Linked DNA regions of Homo sapiens: regions 1, 2, 3, 4, 6 and 7 are each linked to region 5. The links are chromatin contacts, found by Hi-C or POLR2A ChIA-PET in ENCODE. All regions are on one chromosome and are shown on one strand. The core of a region is the stretch at or near the end of the contact, and the rest is flanking DNA. Distances in the headings are between cores, read along the strand shown. Region 1 holds the start of SEC31A (SEC31 homolog A, COPII component). Region 2 holds the start of COPS4 (COP9 signalosome subunit 4). Region 3 holds the start of THAP6 (THAP domain containing 6). Region 4 holds the start of PLAC8 (placenta associated 8). Region 5 holds the start of BMP2K (BMP2 inducible kinase). Region 6 holds the start of HNRNPD (heterogeneous nuclear ribonucleoprotein D). Region 7 holds the start of USO1 (USO1 vesicle transport factor).

Region 1 (3,255 bases), core at 1-2,500, 4.1 Mb before region 5:
AAAAGTCTGATAAATGTAAAAAGGTAAAGTTGCTTCAACGTCTTTCAGTTTTAATTGCACTAGGAACAGAAAGCTGCTTGCGGTTGAAATGGAGCATTTACTTGTTTGAATTGAAGACTAATCAAAAACAAATCCCAATCAGTTTGACTAGCATTCAGGCCAAAGTGATAACCTTAGTTACTGCGTTGAAAGAAAATGGTAATTAGAAGACTGAAAGAGAATATATTACTACCAGTAAAAGTTGGGTTCATTATTTCAGAAGTTGGCGTGAATTGATGTTAAGCTGTCTTATGAAGCTGCAAGCTTCAGATGGAATGTTACAGAAGATGTAGCTGACTGTGGGAATGTTAACACTGCTGCTGTTCAAGGGGCAGGATCCTTCTGCTTTAGCTACCCAAAGTGCAAGAGTTGGCTTTGAATGCTAGATGTAATGAGAAAAGAACTTGTCTAGAAGTTAGGAGATCTGGGTTGAATCCAATTTCTGGTAATTTAGCAAGTGATTTTCCTTTGGCTTCACCTTGCTGTAAAATAATTCCTCCCTAAACTAAAAGTACACTTAGGCAACGCATCTAATTAGATTTGAGGTTGTGGAGAAACAGTGGCAGAAGGTGAGTGCTACCGGGTCTCAATACCATGGGATAGTAACAAGTATGAAACGGTACTAATTGGAATTAATATAACACCCCATCTATACCTCTTTGTCCACAATAGCCTTTGGGAATGCCCAGATTGTTTCACTTTGTATAAGTTCTCAAAACGCCAGAATGTGCAATCAAGTGGGTAATTTTAAGAACTCAGTCACAAATTACAATAAAGCCCTTGCAGCCCGATTTTCCACCTGGTTTGGCGCGGGCAGTGTCGCCAGGGGCTGCCGACGCCTCACAGGACTAGTGCTACGTGGCGTTCCTGCGGGCCACGGCGGTTATTCGGCCAGACGGGGACACCCTCTGCACTAGTCCTTTACCCACTAGTCCTGGCTACCCCATCCACATTCTGCGCGCCGCCCCTCAGAAAAGGGTTTCTACGATCGCCGGGGCGCGATGACCGCAGAGCGCCACCAACCAGCGGAGCCGTACCCCGCCTCCCAGGCTACCGCCGGTCCCGGAAGTGCCGTGGCGGGCTGTGCGTCGGGTGGGCGGGGAAAGATGTCGCTCCCGGAAGTGTTGGGCGCAGGGCGTGGCTGCGGCTGCGGCTGCCACGTTGGAACGGAACGTGGAGGTGGCCCTGGCCGGGGAGGAGGGGCGGCGGCGAATGCTGGGAGAGTCCGACGAGCGCTGCACTAACGCAGGATCCGGCTGCCGAAGGTCCTCGCCAGGTGCGTCCGCCCGTTGCTTTTTGTCCTCTTCGCCGGTCCTTAAGCTTTGAGGTAGAGCCCAGGCCAAAACTGGGACCGCAGCCTGGGTCTCCGCTGCCCCGCACCAGCCTGAGGCCCGGTCTCTGGTGACGGCGCGCCCCTAGTCTTGGTTTCGGGCCCGGCGGAACAACGCCTGGCATCTGGACTCCAGTGATCGCGCCCGTCCGCATTCGCCGACGTCTCCACTGCTGAGCAAAAGCCACCCGAGGCTGGCGACAGTGTCTTGCCGGGGAGTAGTAGCCGGGCTGGTAACTGGAGTTTGAGATTAGGAGACTTTCAGACCCTTGTGCACAAAGAGGTGCGGTCCCCGAGGGTGAGGAGAGGAAAAAAAATCTCAGGATTACTTTGGCTTTGGTTAGGATTTTTTTTTGTACTTGAACTATTGCCAGATTTAAAGGTTCATAGGTTTGAACTGACGTCTACTGTCATTTAACTAGGATTATTTTAAGGACGGTGGTAGCCAGGCGCAGCCTGTACTTTGAGGGCAGTCTCATTAAGTGTTACATGTTTTTGCTAATAAGTTGTTAAATTACGGGGCTGTTGTAAAATAAACCAAAATATTGCCTGGACTTGTGGGCATTATAAATTTTTTCTTGCGCTTAAGGAATTAATTTTACGTAGGGCTATTTGAAGTTGCAGTGATCTGATAGTCTGTGACAAATCCTTTCTCCTAACTTATTTTTTCTAACTATAGAAAACTGAAATTTGGTTGTCTTTGTGGGCAGTTATAACTGTATTTAATCGATAAGGGTGTGTTCTTGTTACAGCGTCCTGCGTTTTCTGTACCTCCGTTTATTCAAGAGTTGGCAAAAGCTTACTCTCCTTTTTTTTTTTTTTTTTTTTTTTTGAGACGGAGTCTCGCTCTGTCACCCAGGCTGGAGTGCAGTGGCGCGATCTCAGCTCACTGCAACCTCCGTCTCAGCCTCCTGAGTAGCTGGGATTACAGGCGCCCACCACCACACCTGTCTAATTTTTGTATTTTTAGTAGAGACGGGGTTTCACGCTGTTGGTCAGGCTGGTCTGGCACTCCTGACCTCAAGTGATCCGCCCGAGTTGGCCTCCCGAAGTGCTGGGGTTACAGGCATAAGCCACCACGCCCAGCCTACTCTCCTTTTTTAGTGGTTCTTCTGTGCTCCTTGTTTCTCACTATCCCTTAATTAACAGCTCAGGGAGAGGTTTGTAGACTCTTAAGAACTTTTGGATAACTCGTAGTGTTTTTGTAGTTTTGTAGTGATTTTATCTTAAATACGTCCGCGGTTATTTGTGAAATTTGAAATTTGAGGTGGATTTATAATGATATTGCTTAATTTTATATAAGCAAATTCTTTATTGAAACCAATAACATGGGAATAGAAATAAATTTGTAAACTGTGAAGAGCAATGATTCAAAATTTTGGGGGGATTTCACTGTCTTACGGGAATCTAATGAAAGCATTGGAAGAATGCACATATACACACATGTAGGATTTTCTTTTTTTTTCTTTTACTTTTTTTTTTTTTTTGAGACAGGGTCCCTCTTTGTTGCCCAGATTGGAGTGCAGTGGTGCAGTCATAGCTCACTATAACCTTGAACTTTTGGGCTCAAGAGATCCTCCCGCCTCAGCCTCAGAAGTAGCTAGGAATATGCACGTGGCGCACGCCCAACTAATCTTATTTTTTATAGAGATGGGGGTCTCACTGCGTTCCCCAGGCTGGACTCAAGCTCCTGCTTTCAAGTGACATGTAGGATTTTCTATATACATAATATTATGAAGTTTACAAGTTAAAAACTCCTGTAAGGGGATATTACTAGATTGATTTACATTGATTACATTGTTGTTAGGAATGTCATTAGGTTAATTTCAGCTCAAAAAGTTTTATTATACTGAAGATTAGTATGACACCAATTAGTTCAGTAACCA
Region 2 (3,237 bases), core at 603-3,102, 4.3 Mb before region 5:
AGAATCCTGAGAAATCATAGTTGTTTTACACTGGTTAAGTTTTTGGTTTGTTACAAAGCAACAGATAACTGAAGCACGCTTTAAGTACTATTGTTTATCTCCAATTCAGACCTGAAGAAGTAAATACTTAAGTTTCAGAATTCTGCAAATACTTGCAAAGCTCTATTTCTTTTGATAACTAATGCACTTATTCTTCTTTAACAAAATAAAAAGTAAAGGAAGCATGGGGAAAAATATAAGCTGATTTTACTTTCATCCATATAAAAATTACAAGCAGAAAGGATTGAGCCATGAAGACATATTTAACTTATTTCCAACCCATACAATAAGTGAATATATATTTACTGACAGCTTAATAGTAACAACAACAATCTTACCGCACTTTCTATATGTCAGGTACTGTTCTACGTGATATAAGTGTGGTAAGTATATATGCACACACATACTCATCTTGTCCTCAGATAATGTCAGACAAGAATAAGTCCTATTATTATCTTCATTTTCCTGAGTGGGAAAATGCAGCACAAAGTAGTTAAGCCCAAAATATACGGCTGAATTTCCCACTGATAAAAGTAGATTACGTTTGCCACCAGAGAAAAGGCAGCCTAGCCTACTTAAAACAGTCAGAATTTCAATGACCAGGTTAGAACAGGTGTATCCCATTAATATACATCAAAGTGATTTCAGCTGTCAGGATGTAAACATTAAGATCAACTTGAGAGGCATACTTTATTTACTTATTTATTTACGGAGACGGGTGGCGGCGGGGGGGGGGGTCTCACTATGTTGCCCAGGCTGGTCTAGAACTCCTGCCCTCAAGTGATCCTCCCTCTCAGATCTCTCAGGCCTCAAGTGATCTCAGCCTCTCAAAGTGCTGGGATTACAGGCGTGAGCCACTGCACCCGGCCTAGAGAGGCATACTTTAAACAGAAAGCATGTTCATTACAAAAGAGAAATGCTGTGACATCTACAAAGAGAAAATGAACAATATACGTCTACCTACCTATGCTTAATACTGTTGACAACTGCTTGCAGAACAGGCACGTCACACATTTTAACTTGGAGTGAACCTAAGCATTCTATATAAATTTCGACAAAATTCAGATTCCTGCAAACATCACTACTGTAGACATCCTGACCCACGATATGAGCACATTCCGCCTATGTGCCATCAGAGTTGGTGGCAGAGAAAATACCCGAAACACAAGGACCCACAGAAGACAGTCTGAATGGTCTGGACGACATGACAGCGGCCATACCGCCTCAACCTCAGCCAGCCCCAAGAAGCCATCTCCCCGAAAAACGCAGCATCAAGGCCCCAGAATATACATTTCTCTGAATCAAAAAAAAAGAGGAGGAAGGTCCAAAGAGAGGCCAGATTCGGTGTGAGGCCGGCCAGCGATGGGAAGAGGTACCAGGGAAGGCTACTAAGGCCAGGGTAGCAGTCGTCTCTCAGACCGCTGTTCCAAAATCCTAAGGGACCAGAAAGATTCTATCAAGAACTGAACAAGCTGACAATCATTTCAAGTCTATAGCCTCGAAGGCCCCTGCACAAGGTCCCCTCCAGCTTTCTGCTTCTCCCAACATTTGCCTCCCCAGCCGACCTCAGGCCCGCCCCCTTGGACGTCAGGCCGGCTCCTAGCTTCACGCCCAAGAGCCGTGGCCAACCTAAGGAGATTAAGGCTGTGGCTTTCTTTCCCCACCTCTGTACTCCCGCGTTCCTGGGAAATACTCACTTGCCAGCCAGATCTTTATGAGAGCCGCTCGAATTCATGAGCTGGGCCAAATCCTGTCGCACGGCTGCCGCCATCTTTCTCCCAGCTCAGCGGTGGATGCGGGGGCCTCTGGCAGCCAAAAAGAAAACGAGTGTGGTCCTCCAGAGTGCAGCCAGAGGGAACCTGAGATGCTACAGAGTAGCGTCTGTGTGGGCCAGAGCGTCGGGTGTGGGAGCCTGGGCTAGCTCCGCCCCCAGGGTTGAGTGATGCGGAGCTCCACTCCTCAGGTCTGAGGCCTGCCCAGGTCTCTCCTACAGGCTCTGGCTCTCACGCTTGGACTTTGGATTGGCTGATGAACTCCAGTAGTGAGTCTCTGGTGTAACTCCAATGAGTAGCCGGTACATAAAACGACTGCGTTTTCGCAAAGTTCCGTTTCTCACGTCTGTGGTTTACCGTCCTTCGATCTTTCAGGCAGCGCTTAAACTGCCTGTGGTAAAGAATGAGTTTTGTTTCCGATTCACCACAGAAGATACTTTTTAGAAATACAATTAAAATGTCCCTATTCCTCCTCCCACTCCGTGCACTTTATAATGGTTGGTCAGACATTCCAGTTTGTCCAGTACAAAGCGATTTTCCCTCTGTCGTCCTGGAGTAATGATTAATATCCCCCCTTTCGGCCGGGCGCGGTGGCTCACGCCTGTAATCCCAGCACTTTGGGCAGCCGAGGCGGGCGGATCACGAGGTCAAGAGATCGAGGCCATCCTGGCTAACACGGTGAAACCCCGTTCTCTACTAAAAATACAAAAAAATTAGCCGGGCGTAGGTGGTGCACCCCTGTAGTCCCAGCAACTCGGGAGGCTGAGGCAGGAGAATGGCGTGAACCCGGGAGGCGGAGTTTGCAGTGAGCCGAGATCGCGCCACTGCACTCCAGCCTGGGAGACACAGCGAGACTCGGTCTCAAAAAATAATAATAATAATAATAACATCCTCCCTTTCATTCTAGAAACCGTTCCATTTCAATGGAAGATTATATGGTCGCCTGCGTTTGTATAACATTCAATACTCATGTATTCTTATAGAATTTCTGCAAATACAAGCAAATATTAATAAAATAAAATTTTACCTCTCACAAGCAACACCACATAATTGTTCTGCCTTGGTTTTTTTTTTTTGCACTTTTCCTGGTACTGTGGTTTGAAATAATTGTCTTCTCCAAAACTCATGTTGAGGGCTGGCGCCGTGGCTCACGTCTGTAATCCCAGCACTTTGGGAGGCCGAGGTGGACGGATCACCTGAGGTCGGGAGTTCGAGACCAGCCTGACCAACATGGAGAAACCCCGTCTCAACTAAAAATACAAAAATTAGCTGGGTGTGGTGGCACGTGCCTGTAATCTCAGCTACTCGGGAGGCTGAGGCACGAGAATCACTTGAAGCTGGAAGGCGAAGGTTACGGTGAGCCAAGATTGCACCACTGCACTCCAGCCTGGGCAACAAGAGGGAAATTCCGTCTCAAAAAAAAAAA
Region 3 (3,384 bases), core at 241-2,740, 3.3 Mb after region 5:
ACAGCTAAAGATCCCTTGGTCTTAACTTGTAATTTGTATTTTTTCTCTATAACCTATGCTTGATCTACTTCTAAATAGAGAGGGCAATATATTCGAGCAAAGCTCCTTCATTCAGATTGTAAACTACATGTAAACAACATTGAATTTCTTTGGCGGTGTGATAAAATACAAAGTAATAATATTAGCAAAAGTTAGCCTTATGGTATTTTTTGTAAACCAGTCTCTGATATCTTAAAGTCTCTGATATCTTAAAACTTTTAAACTAAATTATAAACATGTAAAGGTATCACATTGTCACTTCAAATTTAACAAAAAGGTTATTTAAAAAGGACTCGGGAACTAAAGTTCAAAATTGAAGACTTAAGTAGAACTGTCTTTTGCTTTTTATAACATGGCCAAAGTATTTGGCTTAACTACAGCAAAATCTTACACGTGAAATGTCAGTCCTTTTAACTTCGAATTTGGCAAGCAGCGAGAAGCACATCCAATGGCGGAGCAGCATTTCACCATTTTAGCAACTCATAACAAAACTGAAAGAAAATTAGAATGTTAAGAGTTAGTAACCGGAAAGCTGAAGGGGAATATTTTCCCTTTCCCGGTGTTTTAGGAAACACAAAATCAGGATAGAAAGCTAAAGACAAATATCTTCTTCTAACACCTGCAGCTTTGCTTACATCATTTTCCAGGGCCTTGACTCTTTAATAAGGAGAAACATATTTAGCTGTGTACCCCGAGTATGATTTCAATTTTGTTGGCTTGTACATTTTCCTTCCACCTTCTAACAGGTACCATGTTCTTTGTGCCACAAAGCCTTTTGCACACTAACTCCTACCCATCTTTCAGCCCTCGGCTTGCATCGCTTCCCCAGGGAAGCCTTCCCTCACTGACACTCAGATTGTCAGAGCTGCTCTAATATTAGCTCTCACAGGACACACACTTCTTCCTAGCACTTCTCCAGGTTGTAATCTTACATTTATTGCAGTGATTGCTCTTATTAATGTCTTCCTCCTCCACCAGTCTTGTTAGTTCCATGAGGTCATGGTGGAGTGTGTCTATTTTTCCTTACTTTTTGTCCTCACGGTTTAGCTGGTGACTGGCAATAGTGAATGTCAGTACATATTTTGAAAGAACAGCAAGTAAACGGGAAAGGGAGGAAGCAAGAAGCACTTCGAGGTGCCAGCGAGCACCCTGGCGTCCAAGAGCAGCGCGCGGGACCCGCTGAGCCCAGGGCCCGGGCCGAGCTCCGCCCCTTTCTCCAGGCTCCCCGCCACCGGAGGGAGAGAGGGAGGACCCGTCACAGGTAACGATGCGCCCAGTGAGCGTCCTTTCCTCTGGGGCCAACCAGCGTCTCCGCGCCGCTGCCGCCAACCTCGCGCCGAACTACGCCCTGAGATTTGGGCGGGTAGCGATTGGGGGAAAACAGGCAACCTAAGAGTTATTACCGTTAGCAGCGAAGACTGCGACTAACGTCAACGACGGAGACTGCGTCTGCCTTCGCTTCCGCCTCGTAGCCCCGGGAACCGGAAATCCGTCTGCCCCGGGTCACGTGCTTAGGAGCCATATTGTCGCTAGTGGCCGCTGGGGCTGGGAGGGGTGTGCTAGAGAGGCGCAGCTTCTCTGGGCGTGGTTTTTATCCTGGGGGAAGGATCGGTGGAATGTGAGGGGAGGTGGAGGAGATGGCGGCGACGGCCCGGGAAGATGGCGCCAGCGGTCAAGAGCGAGGTCAGCGGGGCTGCGAGCACTATGACAGAGGATGTCTCCTAAAGGTGACGCCTTCTATGGACTCTTCCCTGACAAGCTTCCGTCAGGTTGGGCTGGGGCGGGCTGGGCAGGTGGTTAGGCTTGGATTTAAGTTTGAGGTTAACCTGATTTTCAGGATACCTTTTCCACCTGGAACTGGGTTCTTCTTGAGGAGAACGTTTTTGGCAAGGCGATAAGCCCCACCTTTCCTACCTGCTTCGTACCTTTAAAGCAAAACCCTTCTTGGGAAGTGATTAGGCTTGCACAGTGGTCTCTGCCAGTGGGCTTATTCGTCTTTTGCTGCCGAAGTAGACTGAGGCAGCCCCGGGCCTGTACTGGGGTTTTCCGTTCAGGTGTGTGATGAAATAATGGAAGTGGAGATAATGGAAATAAGCAAGTGGAGAACCCGAATACGATTTCAGCTCCTGTGGTAAAGTTTTATAGCCTGCCAGCTTCATGTTAAAGGCAGTGCACATGTTCAGACGTAGGAGAAAACGTGTGTCCCAAAAAAGAAGACAATCATGTAATTGCCATTAAATAGGAAATTATGCATAGGAAAGTGCCTAATAAGCATGTATTGTTACTCTGAGAAAACTTCTTAATCTGTATTTTTTTTTAAATTGGCACGTATTCAATTGAAGTTTCCTGATTTTCCTTGCAAGAAACAGTACAAAAATTTTGCTTAGAAAACTTGAGCTTTGGAACCTCAACCGCCCTATCCCCAAATCTTAGCTCTCCTCTTTAATAACTGATTTTAGCTAGCTCCTCTCTACCCCGTATGTAAAATGGAGATGATCGCGCCTGTTTCATAAAAGTGTATGAGGATTATATACTAAAGGGCGTGTATAGTGTTTAACAGGGCGCATTCCCTGAAGTAAATGAGTAGTAAATATATACCACCATGACTGTTACTATCATCGTCAATCTGAGTATTATTATTTTTTGTTCTTTCACTTCACAAGTCAGCCTTGCTGGTCACTGCCTCATTATTAGAAGCAAGTTCAAGTCTCAGGCCTGTACGTGCATCCTAAACTCTTTTCTATAGGTCATGGCTTGACGAACATTGCTCCACTGAACTGGATGAAGCTCCTTAAAAATGTTGGTCATCCACCAAGTGTTGTGTAAGGAAATTGAATGCTATCCTTATGATTCAATTTCTACTGAGATGTATTATTATTCTTTCAAACTTGAGGTCTAAAACGGAATTTAACATCTTGGTGCCCCCCATAAACCACACAATTAGATCTGTGTATCATAGCACTAAGATACTTCGCCCTAGGTGTCAAACAGTTTTTGCCTTCCCCCGCCCCCCCCCCCCCCTTAAATACCAGAGGCCAAGTGAAGTATTTCAAGGAGGATGTGGTCAGCTGGGTCAAATGCAGCTGTTTGAGTAAGATAACTGAGAATTGCCCTTTGGATTTGGCAAGGAAGAGGTCACTGGTGATCTTGACAAGAGGAGTTTTAGTGGAGAGATCAGGATTAGAGTGAATTTAGGAAAGAATGGGAGGAGTGGAATTGAAAATAGCACTTATAGGGTATTCTTGGGGTTTAGCTGTAAAGGGGAGCAAAAAAAAGATGTGGTTGCTGGGAGATCTGGCACCATATTTTTTCCTCTTTAAGAGAGGAAGTATTACAGCATGTTTG
Region 4 (3,080 bases), core at 237-2,736, 4.3 Mb before region 5:
GCCTTGTTCTAGTGGGAAAGATTTCCCATCCGCAAAAACTTCAGAGTGAATGACAGGAAAGCTGGCCACTCTCATTTCTTAATTTTTTTTTTTTTTTAGAGACACGGTCTTGCTGTCACTCCGGCTGGAGTGTGGTGACACAACACAGCTCACTGTAACCTCAAATTCTTGGGCTCAGGCAATCCTCCTGCCTCAGCCTTCCAAGTAGCGGGGACTACAAGCCTACGGGCACTTACCACCATGTCTGGCTAATTTTTTAATTTTTTGTTTTTGTTTTTGTTTTTTTTTAGAGACAAGGTCTCACTGTGTTGGCCAGGCTTGTCTTGAACTCTGACCTTAAGCAGTCCTCCGCCTGGGCCTCCCACTGTGCCGGCCCACCCTCATTTCTGAAAGGTTTTGTTAAACAAAGTTTATGAGAGGCCATTGTTATGGACTAGCCTCCTGCTCTAGGCCCCAGAAAATCAGACCAAACCAGAATGAAGTCGCTTGTGCTAAGTGACATATAATCAAACTGAACTTTGAAATGGACCAGTTTTCCAAAAAACAGGAGATTTCAGTCAACCTCAGTCAGTGTAGTAAGGAAGTCCTCTCTGTTTTAGTCCTATAAGGAAAGTAACTTTGAAACAACCAATCTATCTTTTTTTCTCTGTTTCCGCTTTCTTCATACTCACCAGGACACTCATTCTATTTTATAGAATGATGTGTTGCTTGATTCTAGAATTGCAAATAAAAGGCAATTACATCTTCTAAACTAAATTTGTTGTAATTTTGTCTTTTGATAGTTTAAACTATGGGATCAGAAATTCAAAGACTATGAATAAAAATTTCAAAAGAAAGAAATAGTAATACCACCAATAAGAAGAATAATTAAAAAGGTACAAAGAAATTGGATGCAACATTGTAAAAAGAGCCATAGTTTGGAGCTGAGCTGACATGAGCTAAAATCCTAGGTGAGTAACTTGTTAGCTATGTGGCCTCTGAAAGTCAGCTCAAGAATCTGAGCTTGTTTCCTCACCTCTAAAATTGAAAAAATAAGGCCTAACTATCAAAGTCATTAACAAGTCATTGATAATGCTTGGCCTATTTTAATGTTCAGTATCTGTAAGTTGATACCATTAAAGGATGCTTGAGATGCCAACTACTATATAATCTGAAACAATAATGATCTTTTTTTTCCCCACAAAGATAACAAAAAACAAACACAAAAAAACAACAGTAAGCTCTGCCAGACATGTAAAACCAATCAAACTATATAATGAATTAAATCCTTTCCCCATTAAAAAGACGTATCAGTGTACCTAACACAATATAGGAAAAGAAACACACCTTATTTGGCAAGAGATATATTCATTCTCCAGATAAGAGAAACACACATTGAAACCACTTCTGCTGGATTACTCTGGCCAATAAGAGCGTCTGAAACTGTTCTATGTACTATGCCCTGCGATAGAAACACAGTTACCTCTCCCCTTTCACGTAGTTTTCATTTGTGGTGAGATTCTCTCCCAGGCCACAAGACATTTCCTGCTCGGAACCTTGTTTACTAATTGTAAGTACTTTACAAGTAAGAACTTGTTTTAAAAACTTAGCATTCAAAAAAAAAAAGCTTTCTTTAAAAGTTATTTGATTTTCTTGTTTTTTTCTTAGCATGTTATATTTTGAGTTTCAGCTAAAAGACTAAGGTTTTCTTATCTAATTGCTTTAAATTTATACATTTAGTCAAATTCAACAATTTCTTGCTAAGCATTTTGCCAAATGCCAGGCTTTTCAAAGTAGTGTAAGATCCCAGCCTTGAATCCTCATCAATTGCTGCTTTCTGCAGCAAACACATATTATACATTGTATTTAGTAACATGATCATTAATTTCACTCTTTATTTCAATATGTATGCATGTTGACTTATGCCGGTCTAATTTCTTTCTGCTTTACAAATATTCTATTTTATCCATTCAAAGTATTTAGAAACAAGATATGGAATTTTGTAGATTTAGCTAATGAATTATAAGAATTCTTGAATTCTCACTATGAAAGTAAGAAAAACAGACTAGAATTCTTCAAAATTAAATTCTGGTGCTTCATTTATATGTATAAAGAGAGATGGAGAGATTATGAAATGGAAATGTTTCAATCAAAGCAAAAAAATGAAATTTAACATCAATAAACAGTAGAAGAGAAAAATCTCAATAATATGTCTAGTATCTGGATTAATCAATATTAATAATATGTATTAATATTACTATAATTAATATCATGTATTATATTAATATTAATGTATTTTATTAAGATAGTGGGCTGTCCTCAGGAGTGAAGTGCTCATAGAAAGGAGAGACAAATACAAGATTGATTCTTAACTAATAGATAAAATTAAGGTGTTTAAAATATGAGCCAAATACTGCAAGATTTCCTGACATTGAGACCATTCCACAGAACTTCCTAAAGAAAGGTATTCTAGTCTCATTCTCCAAAGCTTGCCCACCAAGATTCCCATTTCACTACCTCCTGCCCCCATTTTTCCTGCATTTTCCAAGGTGGCCCCTGCCAACTTTTTTTTAATCACTCTCTCTGCTCCTGTGGGGTTAAAGATGGCATGGAACAAAACAGCTGTGTGGTCACACCACAACGGGCAGAACTGCTGGCCACAGATAGGAAACCTCAGGCATCTCCTTAGCCCTTACCAAATCCAGCCCAACACGTTTACACACCCTGGCACTCAATAAAATATTTGCTGAATTAAATTGGATCTGTAGTTATTAGTAACAGAAGAAAAATAAGGCCACTGGTCGTGGGTTACAAAATGTGCTCTGCAAGGCCACTGGCATTAGAATCTTGTGAAGTGCCCAGGATACTGCACAGGCCCGCACCTGAAGGGAGAGGAGCTAGTTTGGAATGTGCTCCCGGGAATGCGAGAGGGTCTAGCATGGGCTTCATCGCATGGAGGAAGGTGTACCGTTTTTCGAATTCTCACCGAAGCAGCTACGTGCTCACCAAGCCGTGTCTGTGAGAAGGGCCACGTTTTTCTAGTTCATAGGACAAAAGCCTATGGCATAAGGGCAGCAGCCCTGCGGGTGCACGTTACAGAC
Region 5 (3,356 bases), core at 26-2,525:
TTGTAGTATCATTTTGCAACTAAAAACTCAAAGGCCAATGAAGCATGCAGCACACAGGGCAAGTATTTTCTACAAGGCAATTATGCCAGAAATACAAAACTAAATTCTAAGTTCTTCTTTTAAAATGGAGTAAACTTTTTTTGTAAGTAGACTTCTACCTGCCGTCATAACCTGTTCCAGATCATGAAGGACCGACCACAAAACCTCGTTAAGTGAAAGTTAACCTGCTTTTATATCACCTTTTAAACTACTATCAAAGAGACATACTGGGAGGGCATGAATAGCACCTTGTCCAACAGAGAAGATTCTAAATAACAAAGATAAATGGGCTCCAAGTTTACCTGCTCCTCAGTGCAACCTACTAACTGAATTTAGAGCAAAGGATCACCTCCAACACGCACACATGCACACAAATACATTGTTTTTCAACAGATGACTGAGCTGCAGCAAAGCCCAGCTTGACACCAGGGGCTGCAGGGTCCTATGCCCTGCAGCGCGGGTGGAGGCTTAGATGAAAAGGCCAACGCATGACACCCGTCTGAGCCACAGCTGGCAGAACGGAGCTTCAACCCTGTTCGATCTGACCCTCTAATGAGTCACTGGCCCAATCGTAACACCAACCCACTTCCTAGCCCGTCTACTACCTATTTTCTCGCGTCAAAAAGCACAGAAAATGATTTAAACTAGGCATGAGAGAACTGTGCACCGGCCGGGGCAGCCAGCGGCAAGAAAAGCCAGCTTAAGAGAGAAAGCCCGAGCCACTCTTTAGGAGCCCCCGCTGGCCCGGCAGCAGAGGAAGAATGGGGTATAAGAGTCAGTCCGGAGGGCGAGGACCCGGAGAAGCCGCCGCCACACCCCAACCCTCCCTCACCTGCCTGTCCGAGCCTCCCCGGGCGCCCGTACCTTCGGCCAGCGACTCTTCCAGGGTGACCTGGTGGCGGCCGACCGCGAACACCCGGACCCCCACGGACGAGCCGCCGGAGCCGCAGCCGGCCCCGGCCCCGGCCCCGCCAGCCCCGCCACCCGCCGCTCCGCCGCCGCTGCCGCCCTCCGACTTGGGCATCCGAGAGAACTTCTTCATGGTCCCGCCGGCGAGCTGGAGGGCGCAGGGAGCGTGCAAGGGCAAGTCCCCGGCCCGGCGCGCAGCCGGGCGTCCGCGAGGGGTCGCCGCCCCTGGCCCGTCCGAGCGTGCTGCGGCCCGCCAAGCCTCACATTCCGCGCTCCCCAAGCGCACAGCCTGGGCCCCGCCGCCCGCTCCGCGGCTCCGCTGCAGCTGCCCGGCTCCCGCAGAGGGCGGTGGGGAGGGCGGGGACGGGGCGGGGCGCGAGGGGGCGGGTCCGAATCCAGGGGCGACGCCGCCGCCTCCGCCAGTGCCCCGGGCGTCCCGCCGCCTCACTAAGCGCCTGGAGCGCGAGCCGGGGTAGAGGAAGAGAGCGAAAGAGGCTGGGCGGCCGGCCCCTCCAGGGAGTGGGCTAGACGTCTCAGGCCACAAACCCGCAGGACCGCAGCCCGTCGCGCCGCCGCCGCCCCGGCCGAACCCGCGCCGCCCGCCACTCGTGGCCGTTGGCGGGGGGGGGGGGGGGGCGCTGCTGCCAACCGCTCACTGAGGCCGGGCGACCCGCGCAGGCGCGCTGCCCGCGCCGCCGGAAGTGACGGTTCCGGCTCTTGTCACGTGGAGGGGGACCAAGGGAGGTGATTGTGGGGGTTGGGGACTAGGGCAAAGTCGGGGGTCCCGGGTCCGGGGTTGCGCCGGGAGGGTACTGGCCAGGCCCGACTTCAAGCAGGGAGGTGGCCCGGGACTGGCTCCCGCGCTGGTCACGCACCGGGGTCCGTCATCTCGACCGGGAGTCGCTGTGCCACTCTAGGGGCTTAAAAATGCCGCCAACAACTTTACCCCTGCTGAGGAACTTCTCGCTTCGTTTCTTAGCCAGTTTTCCAGGCCTTCTCCCTTGAGAGTCTCCTTCCGCTCGCCCACCCTGAGCGTAGGAGGTGGGAGCAGGACGGAACTGGAGTGGATTCCAGTAACTGGACTTCTAAACCGGCTCGGTGTCGTCGCGCTCTGTAGCGGACGCTTGTGCTGGGAAGCGTTTTGCAGTTTATAAATTACTTAGGAGTACTTTAAACATCTCACGCCTGCTGTACCACAGCCATGTGGGGGTATTCAGAACAGGTATTAAGGTCGTTTTGCAGACCATTCATCACTCTTGGCTAAAAGAACTTAACGGAGTCGCCCAAGGTCACACAGCTGGCTCGTGGTAATTGGGGACCATTCTTTGATTCATAATTTTGTGCTTTTGGCCACCCTGAAAAAGTAAGGTCAGATCGTTGAAAAACGGGCAGATTTAAGGCTGTTTGGAAGCAAAAGCGACCACTGCGTTCCCCTCAAATCAAAGAGATTTGCACCCCCTACCAAAAAAAAAAAAAAAAAAAAAAGCCCTGTTGTATCAATTTCATAAACTGCAGGAGTCTCCCGACTGCAGGGTGAAGCAACAAAATAAATATGGGTGTAAAACATTCAGGAGTGGTAGGGAATGGCAAACTGTAGAGCCTGTGTAAAGAGAGCAGCCAATTCTCAGCTCCAGCCTACTTTTCCACAAAAGAAGATAGGCACACACACTGTGCCCAGAGGTTCCAGTTTCTTAAGAGAACCAAAAACCTGGAACTGTTTTCTAATGTGGCATTTCCCTAATTTTTAAAATATAGATCAAATAAATTGTATCTGCAGGACTCCAGTATGCACCTTCTATGAAAGTAGATGAATGTGGTTCTATCCCCACCCCTATTTCTTTATTCTTTTTAATGAGATAACGGGTAGAAACATTAGAAAATGTGCTTAGACAAAAACTTTGAACTTAAAATCCTTGTTCTTTCTTCCCTGCTATTTGAAGAGAAGCTATTTCTGCCAACACTAAAATAGTGCTCTGGATTTAGGCATTTCTGCTACATAACCCACTAAACTAAAATTCTTCATCCAGAGACCTGACGTTTAAAGTAGATTCCAGCTTAGTGGAAGTGAGATTATATGTCAGATGATTGATGTGGTGTGGCAGTTGGGGATTTCCATTTAGAAACAAGCTGACCACTTTCGTTGCTGTGGGGCTTCATTGTGGAGTCTCATTCCTAAATTTGAATTGTTTTTTAAGCAGAATAATGGAAAGATTAAGTCATTTCATGCAATTCAAAACTGGAGTCAGACAAACATACAAAGTTTGGGCCTGATATAACTTCACCTGATCACAACAAGCCTGCTATAATAAGTTTCAAAGTTAGTTTACGAGGATCACTTGAGGCCAGGAGTTCAAAACCAGCATGGTCAACATAACAAGACCTCATCTCTTTAAAAAAAAAAAAAAAAA
Region 6 (2,973 bases), core at 366-2,865, 3.6 Mb before region 5:
GATTTTTGGATAGTGTCCAATTAATACAAATTCGTTTAACTGCAGTGGAAAATACCTAAACTTTTTTTTTTTTTTTTTTTTTGAGACGGAGTCTCGCTCTGTCGCCCAGGCTGGAGTGCAAGTGGCATGATCTCGACTCCCTGCAATCTCCACCTCCCGGGTTCAAGCGATTCTCCTGCCTCAGCCTCCTGAGTACCTGAGATTACAGGTACCGGCCACCACGCCCGGCTAATTTTTGTATTTTTAGTAGACACGGGGGTTTCACCATGTTGGTCAGGCTTGTCTCGAACTCCTGACCTCGTGATCCGCCCGCCTCGGCCTCCCAAAGTGCTGGGATTACAGGCGTGAGCCACCGCGCCCGGCCCAAATACTTAAACTCTTAAGATTTTTGCTGGAGTCTGCAAACTCGTCTTTGTTTCCCCCGTGCCCGAACACTTTAATTAAACAGGCAAATAATTATTTGTTGACTACAGAAGTACCTAGAAGCTTCATTTTCTTCTAAGGATACTGCTGGAAGCAGCAAATCCCAAAGCCCGAATAATCCAGTCTCCAGCCGAGGCAGCGGGAATTTTTAATAGGTGTATAAAATTACTTTTTATACACCTTAATGAAACGCCTAACGGTGTTACAAGAAAAGAAAAAAAAAAACCACGCACACACAACAAAAAAGCCAAACCCGAACACAAACTCATAAACCTCGTAAAGATGACTCACGACATTTATATATTCTATGTACAAAGGCTAAAGAACATTAAGCGAACCCTTGATTTAACACACTTTCCAATTATTAGTAACGTAAAGGAATCACGGTACGTTTTAGGATCTTTAAACAACAAAAGCAAAGCAAAAACAATGTTTTCCTTAAGATATGCAAGTTACCTGCTTCTTCGACCAAAAACAAAAAAATTCCAGGAGAAAAGCAGGCAAACAAAAATCTTACTTGGAAAGCCAAATCTTAAAAAGAAGCCCTATCGGCCCAGCGGCGATAGACGAAAACCTCAATGTCACCCGGTCCCGGGCGGCGACGGCAGGGAGAGTAGCTGCGGCAATCAGTGCGCGCGCGGTCCGCTGCGGCGCCTGGCGCTCCGCGGGCGTCCGGGTGGACAGCGCCAGGGGCACAGGGCTGACATCTCAGGGCTAATTCCCTCCTCCAGTGCGTAAATCCAGGCTTAAGCCGCCGCAGGGTGTGAGCCTCCCCTCCCCCACCCGAACGCCGCAGCTGCACGGGGCACGACAGCCTTCGCAGAGGTGCAGCCACACCCCGGCCTAACGCTGCTGCTCCCGCCGCTACTGGAGTGGTGGGGAGGGGTGAGTGGACTCCAGGAATCCTCGGAAGGGCGGGGGCGGAGGCAGGGGGCCCCTCTAGCCGCTACTTCGAAACAGCACTCCTTGTTCTCGATGGTCCCCGCGCGACTGTCTTAGCTCACGACACTTCCGGTTCCTTTTAAAGGCCCCCAAGGCTGTGCAACGCGGAGCGTGAGAGGAAGGTATAAAGGGTAGCGAGAGGGCGGGACCGAGGAGGAAAGGGAAAAAAAAAAAACTAGGGGGATAGGGGTGGGGGGACGCGCGAAGGGCGCGCTCTCGCGTCACGTGACCGGGACGCGCCGTTCTTCCGTCGGCCATTTTAGGTGGTCCGCGGCGGCGCCATTAAAGCGAGGAGGAGGCGAGAGCGGCCGCCGCTGGTGCTTATTCTTTTTTAGTGCAGCGGGAGAGAGCGGGAGTGTGCGCCGCGCGAGAGTGGGAGGCGAAGGGGGCAGGCCAGGGAGAGGCGCAGGAGCCTTTGCAGCCACGCGCGCGCCTTCCCTGTCTTGTGTGCTTCGCGAGGTAGAGCGGGCGCGCGGCAGCGGCGGGGATTACTTTGCTGCTAGTTTCGGTTCGCGGCAGCGGCGGGTGTAGTCTCGGCGGCAGCGGCGGAGACACTAGCACTATGTCGGAGGAGCAGTTCGGCGGGGACGGGGCGGCGGCAGCGGCAACGGCGGCGGTAGGCGGCTCGGCGGGCGAGCAGGAGGGAGCCATGGTGGCGGCGACACAGGGGGCAGCGGCGGCGGCGGGAAGCGGAGCCGGGACCGGGGGCGGAACCGCGTCTGGAGGCACCGAAGGGGGCAGCGCCGAGTCGGAGGGGGCGAAGATTGACGCCAGTAAGAACGAGGAGGATGAAGGGTGAGTAAGGGGCATCCCAGGATAGTCAGGCCCAACTAGTCCCCCTCCCCCTCTTTATTCCCCCGCCATTAGGCCTGGTTCCCGCTCTCAGCCCGTTCTCCGGGCCCCCATGCAGCCTCCTTGCACTGGTCTCCCTTTTTCTATGTTGGGTTCCCCGGACCTTCATTTCCTTCTTCCTTTGCCTGCTTATCGCCCCCCTCCCCCATCACACACGTTTCCACCTTTAGCCGTCACCATGCTGCTCCTCGGCCCGCCCTCCTTTCCTCCCTCGCCATGGGTCTCCTCCCACCGACTTAGCCGCCAGGATTTTTTCCCGCCTGTCGTGGGGTACCTTTTTTCTTTCCATGCTGTCCCCTCTTTTTCCCTTTTTCTACAGTCTTGGGCATAAAAACACAGACACAAACAGCTTCTCTGTTTGTATTACTAAGGTTTATTTGGTGCTTCTCCACCATCCTGAAACGATGCGATTGTTTATAAGCACATGTTTTGGGGAACGCGTAGGCTGTCCACCTCTGCCTCTCCCTTGTCGGCCTTAGGCCGACTGTTTTCTTGGGATTTTGAATAAGTTTCGCCTAAGGATTTACTCATTTTCTCCACCATACGCTATCGCACAATGGCATACTCATACAGGCCCTACATTTTGACATGCAGACCAAATTGGGTCTGGTGAAATGCTCCGAGTTTCTTGTTGGTACATTGGTTTTGCTCCGCGGGCTCTGGTTAAGTTCTTAGTCGATCGGGCCTGCACTTGACTGGAGCTGTTCCTATCTCCGGCCTAGCATCTACCCTTCCCCCACCCCACTGAGTTATTCT
Region 7 (3,404 bases), core at 21-2,520, 3.1 Mb after region 5:
TATATTATCCCTCAGGATCCCATTAACAAAGTTAGCCATTAAAGTGTTATACTTAGTCTCTTTTATGTAGATCTAAAATTCTTCTCAAATAAAAAGTTTATTTCAAAAAGGCATACACCCTCGATTCCATTAAACACTAACCAAACTTCAAAATAAGTGTATTCTAAACCTAGAATCTAAGCAACTATTAAATAATGTTTTCAGCGGCTAACCATTTTTTTTTTTTTTTAAATAACGCCGCAAATCATGTCATTAGGAGTTCAGGCAGAAAGCGGTGGACGTGTCCCCAAAGCAGTTTGAGCGCTTAAGATCCCTACTACGTTCAAGGTAGCATTTGCCAAATGATATATATTTGGGTGAGCCCGAAAAGCCGGATCTGAACAAATAACACCAGGCAGAACGACCGCTCTTCCAGTTGATGGGACAGGAGCAGGTGGATTTGTCCTTCAAAGAATATCGTTTTATTCTTAGCCAAATGCTCTCACCAACAGCTGGGTTTTAAACCTTCTCGCAGTTTTCCCCAACGCCCCAGTTTCAGACTGCGAGGGAGGGAGCAGGACTTCAGGCTCCTCTCGGCCAGTGCAGACGAGCGAAAGAGAAAGAGGGAGGGGCCCACGGCCCCGAGGGGCGTGGGAGGCAGTTCGGGCCAGCTCGGCCGCGCATCCGTCCCTTCCCGTGCGGTACCACCTGCGGACCACTCTCCTAGCCCGAGCTTCAGGGCCTACAGAGCTGCGGGGCGCGGCCGCCGTCAGTCCGGCCGAACGGCAGCAATGGGGACTGAGCTGGGGGCGTGATTGAATAACTCTGGGATTTCAGGAGCGGAAGGAGGGCAAAGGGGGAGGCGGCATGTGGATGCCCCCTCCATGGTGGGACGCTGGAGGTGACCTTCGGGTCTCCGAGTGCTCCGTCCCCGTCCCTGCCCGGACCCCTTCCCAAGTCCCAGACCCGCTGCTCCTCTCACCGTCTCGGCTTCTGTGTGCTGGGGTCCGGCACTCTGACCCCCCATTACCCCGCGGAGGAAATTCATCTTGCCGTTCAGCCACCAGGTTTACCGGCCCCTCCGGAAAAAAAAGAAGACAACTTCCCCCGCCCTCCGCAGGGCCTGGGCCCCAATCCCGCACTCTACACACTCCTACTGCTGCCACCACCGCCTCCAACTCGGCGGCCACTCCAGCCCTCTAAGCCCGGAAACAGCCGCCAGCAGCGGCCAAGATGCGCATGCGCGGGGACGTGGCATTACGTGGCGGCTCGAAGGTTGAAGGCAAAAGGGGAGCGGAGGCGAGAGGAACCTCTTAGCTAGGTTCCGCCGAAGCCCCACCCACTGCGCAGACCCCGCCTCCCACCGCAGGGGCACGCCTCCTACCCCCACCCTTCGCGGATTGATCCTGCTGGCCGCAGCCACCCACGTGGTGGAAGCCCGGCCCTGCAGGCTGGAGAGGATTTGATTAGACTACGCGTTTCGACTTGCAGGGTGTTTAATCGTCGCCAAGCGGGACTTACTGCAAGCTATCAAATCTGAGGTCTTATTTTGTTGAGTCGAAAGTGAAATTTTCCTTTGGCCAACGTGACAGGTAAGGCTTCCTGGCGCCTGAGAGGGTTCGCTTGGTTTGACGGTTTACTGGTACCAGCATTGTGGCTTTCTGATCCCGGTAAATTGCATTTCTTTACAGGGCTTTGTTTGGTGGTAAAAAGGGTTACTAGACACCCCTCATTCCACTGCCACTGGAGGGCGCATTTCTCAGCTCTTGCTCTTCAAACCTGCTGAAAGGAATTCCTAGATCTAAACACCAGGTACACCTCTATTTTCAAGTGTCGTCAGGAGGAAACCCATCAAACCCTACATTTAGCTTACTAGAGAAATACATTGTTCTGCTGTGTCAGTTTGGCGAGTAACATAATGTTTCGTTATTAACTCTCAACCCCTGTGTTTTCAGTTTTTTTTTTTTTAACATGAAAAATTGTCATTTTCTCTAATTGGTATGCCTGTTCCTTTGGCAGTGAGGTTGTCAGTACACATGCTTCTGGAATAGTCTTGTAAATTTCTTGAGGCTAAAAAGCACAGGTCTAGTTAGCTAACTGACTCATGCACCTCTCCCCTTGGATTCCCCACAGGTCTCAGATTCAGCATTTAAAATTGAACTCGTCATCTTTCCCTGCCTCCCTTAAAGAAAAAAAGTCAATATGCTGCTTCTACTGTGTGCGTGCCGTGCTCAGTAGTACCACTGTCCAAATAATTGCCTAAGCTAGACAGAGGAAGCTGGGAAGAATCTTAGACTCTGGCTTTCCACCCACACATGTCCAATCAATAGTCATGTCCTATCATTTCTATTTATAGAATATTTCTCAAATAGGTGTTCTGCTCTCCATCCTCTGTGCCTGTGACATAGATTATGTTCTTCTCATCATTTCTCATTGAGATGACAGCAACAGCCTCCTAATTAGTTTGTCTGCATTCAGCCCTGGCTTCCTTCCAGTCCAATCTCCAGTCCATCCTTGGGTGAGACTAACAACAACAAAACATCTGTTCATGTCATTCCTCTTAAAATCCTCCAGTTGTTCCCCATTCTGTCCAGAATAAAGTGCAAACTCCTTAGTTTGTCATACAGGCCTGTTATGATTTAGCTCCTGCCTACTTTTTCAGCTCCTGCCTCCCCCACATACTCTGGGCATTTTTCTCAGACCTGGATATGCCCTTCCCTTCCTTTCTCTTCATCAAGCAAACTCCTGCTAATTCCTTAAGGCTCAACTCTGACATCATTCTTGAAAGCTTTCCCTAAAATGTAGGTACACATCTATATGTTAGCACTTTGCAGTTATTGATACTGTATATGGTGTACATTGAATAAATGCTTGCTAAACCAAACTGTTAAGGGCAGGACTATGTTATTCATTTTATATCTCTGTTGCTTACCACTGTCTCATAAAAGGTGATATTGATGGATAAATGAATAAATTATTGAAAGAATATATGAATATTATACTAAGAGGAGGTTCCCTTTTTTTAATCTGTAAAGTGAAATTGTAGGGAAGACATCATAAGCTATGTGTTTCCTAGTGCCAACATTTTAAGCCTGGGCAACTTGGAGAATGGTGGGGTCATACTGCCAAAAATACTGTGCGCTAAGCATTGTCCTCTGCTTTAAAGCTATACACTTGACATTTTACCGTAGACATTTTCCATGGGAGCATTTTGTTGCAGCCTAAAAAAAGTAACCAGTAAATTACTCAGCATTTTTGTTACTAAGAAATGCATGCAAAGAACTTCACTTAAGCCCCTAAGCCTCACCCCTCCCTGAACCTCACTTCACCTTGTCCCTGAAACTCACTCTACCCCATCATCAGGAATGAGGCTCATAGACGGAGTGGGCCACAAATGTCTATTACTCCTCTTATTTAATAATTAA

The links. Hi-C counts contacts between places; a loop is a spot of excess contacts on that map. ChIA-PET counts read pairs that join two places held with the same protein, here RNA polymerase II (POLR2A). Pooled maps may share reads with other maps.
Region 1: a loop to region 5 is called in a map of CD8-positive, alpha-beta T cell, with 17 times the contacts of the local background. The contact joins the promoter of SEC31A here to the promoter of BMP2K in region 5. A Hi-C loop is called at or near these places in 2 of 168 maps with a recorded cell type or tissue (both CD8-positive, alpha-beta T cell) and 12 of 50 pooled maps. POLR2A ChIA-PET finds 5 or more read pairs at or near these places in 1 of 52 experiments (H1).
Region 2: a pooled map shows a loop between it and region 5 (16-fold over the local background). The contact joins the promoter of COPS4 here to the promoter of BMP2K in region 5. A Hi-C loop is called at or near these places in 4 of 50 pooled maps. POLR2A ChIA-PET finds 5 or more read pairs at or near these places in 2 of 52 experiments (OCI-LY7 and activated T-cell).
Region 3: a loop to region 5 is called in a map of CD4-positive, alpha-beta T cell, with 12 times the contacts of the local background. The contact joins the promoter of THAP6 here to the promoter of BMP2K in region 5. A Hi-C loop is called at or near these places in 2 of 168 maps with a recorded cell type or tissue (CD4-positive, alpha-beta T cell and naive thymus-derived CD4-positive, alpha-beta T cell), 1 of 37 single-sample maps with no recorded cell type and 13 of 50 pooled maps.
Region 4: a map with no recorded cell type shows a loop between it and region 5 (6-fold over the local background). The contact joins the promoter of PLAC8 here to the promoter of BMP2K in region 5. A Hi-C loop is called at or near these places in 2 of 37 single-sample maps with no recorded cell type and 5 of 50 pooled maps.
Region 6: a map of CD8-positive, alpha-beta T cell shows a loop between it and region 5 (11-fold over the local background). The contact joins the promoter of HNRNPD here to the promoter of BMP2K in region 5. A Hi-C loop is called at or near these places in 4 of 168 maps with a recorded cell type or tissue (CD4-positive, alpha-beta T cell, CD4-positive, alpha-beta memory T cell, CD8-positive, alpha-beta T cell and 1 more), 2 of 37 single-sample maps with no recorded cell type and 16 of 50 pooled maps. POLR2A ChIA-PET finds 5 or more read pairs at or near these places in 1 of 52 experiments (activated CD8-positive, alpha-beta memory T cell).
Region 7: a loop to region 5 is called in a map of CD8-positive, alpha-beta T cell, with 15 times the contacts of the local background. The contact joins the promoter of USO1 here to the promoter of BMP2K in region 5. A Hi-C loop is called at or near these places in 2 of 168 maps with a recorded cell type or tissue (CD8-positive, alpha-beta T cell and naive thymus-derived CD4-positive, alpha-beta T cell) and 11 of 50 pooled maps. POLR2A ChIA-PET finds 5 or more read pairs at or near these places in 2 of 52 experiments (activated T-cell and activated naive CD4-positive, alpha-beta T cell).

The regions. Positions count from the first base shown.
Region 1 is chr4:82,889,148-82,892,402 of GRCh38, reverse strand. It overlaps SEC31A (SEC31 homolog A, COPII component), which reads left to right and starts at 1,250. Exons shown (of 27, transcript NM_001077207.4): 1 at 1,250-1,315.
Region 2 is chr4:83,033,798-83,037,034 of GRCh38, reverse strand. It overlaps COPS4 (COP9 signalosome subunit 4), which reads right to left and starts at 1,852. Exons shown (of 10, transcript NM_016129.3): 1 at 1,737-1,852. The coding sequence starts at 1,810. RefSeq lists enhancers at 1,363-1,422, 964-1,469, 1,483-1,542, 1,583-1,632, 1,733-2,082 and 2 more.
Region 3 is chr4:75,512,579-75,515,962 of GRCh38, reverse strand. It overlaps THAP6 (THAP domain containing 6), which reads right to left and starts at 1,490. Exons shown (of 5, transcript NM_144721.6): 1 at 1,443-1,490; 2 at 431-530. The coding sequence starts at 510. RCHY1 (ring finger and CHY zinc finger domain containing 1) reads left to right here and starts at 1,560. Exons shown (of 9, transcript NM_015436.4): 1 at 1,560-1,766. The coding sequence starts at 1,677. RefSeq lists enhancers at 795-1,014, 590-1,520, 1,355-1,834, 1,521-2,451.
Region 4 is chr4:83,113,135-83,116,214 of GRCh38, reverse strand. It overlaps PLAC8 (placenta associated 8), which reads left to right and starts at 1,486. Exons shown (of 5, transcript NM_016619.3): 1 at 1,486-1,549.
Region 5 is chr4:78,774,269-78,777,624 of GRCh38, reverse strand. It overlaps BMP2K (BMP2 inducible kinase), which reads right to left and starts at 1,275. Exons shown (of 16, transcript NM_198892.2): 1 at 904-1,275. The coding sequence starts at 1,081. BMP2K-DT (BMP2K divergent transcript) reads left to right here and starts at 1,655. Exons shown (of 1, transcript NR_186689.1): 1 at 1,655-3,356. RefSeq lists silencers at 371-571, 933-1,602, 1,693-1,942 and enhancers at 146-776, 1,409-2,039.
Region 6 is chr4:82,372,633-82,375,605 of GRCh38, reverse strand. HNRNPD (heterogeneous nuclear ribonucleoprotein D) reads left to right here and starts at 1,615. Exons shown (of 9, transcript NM_031370.3): 1 at 1,615-2,160. The coding sequence starts at 1,928. It overlaps HNRNPD-DT (HNRNPD divergent transcript), which reads right to left and starts at 1,038. Exons shown (of 2, transcript NR_183813.1): 1 at 941-1,038. RefSeq lists an enhancer at 1,487-1,656 and a silencer at 2,017-2,116.
Region 7 is chr4:75,722,443-75,725,846 of GRCh38, reverse strand. USO1 (USO1 vesicle transport factor) reads right to left here and starts at 1,270. Exons shown (of 24, transcript NM_003715.4): 1 at 962-1,270. The coding sequence starts at 1,027. It also overlaps a transcript of G3BP2 not described here. RefSeq lists silencers at 802-979, 1,314-1,483 and enhancers at 1,064-1,143, 240-1,159, 1,160-2,080.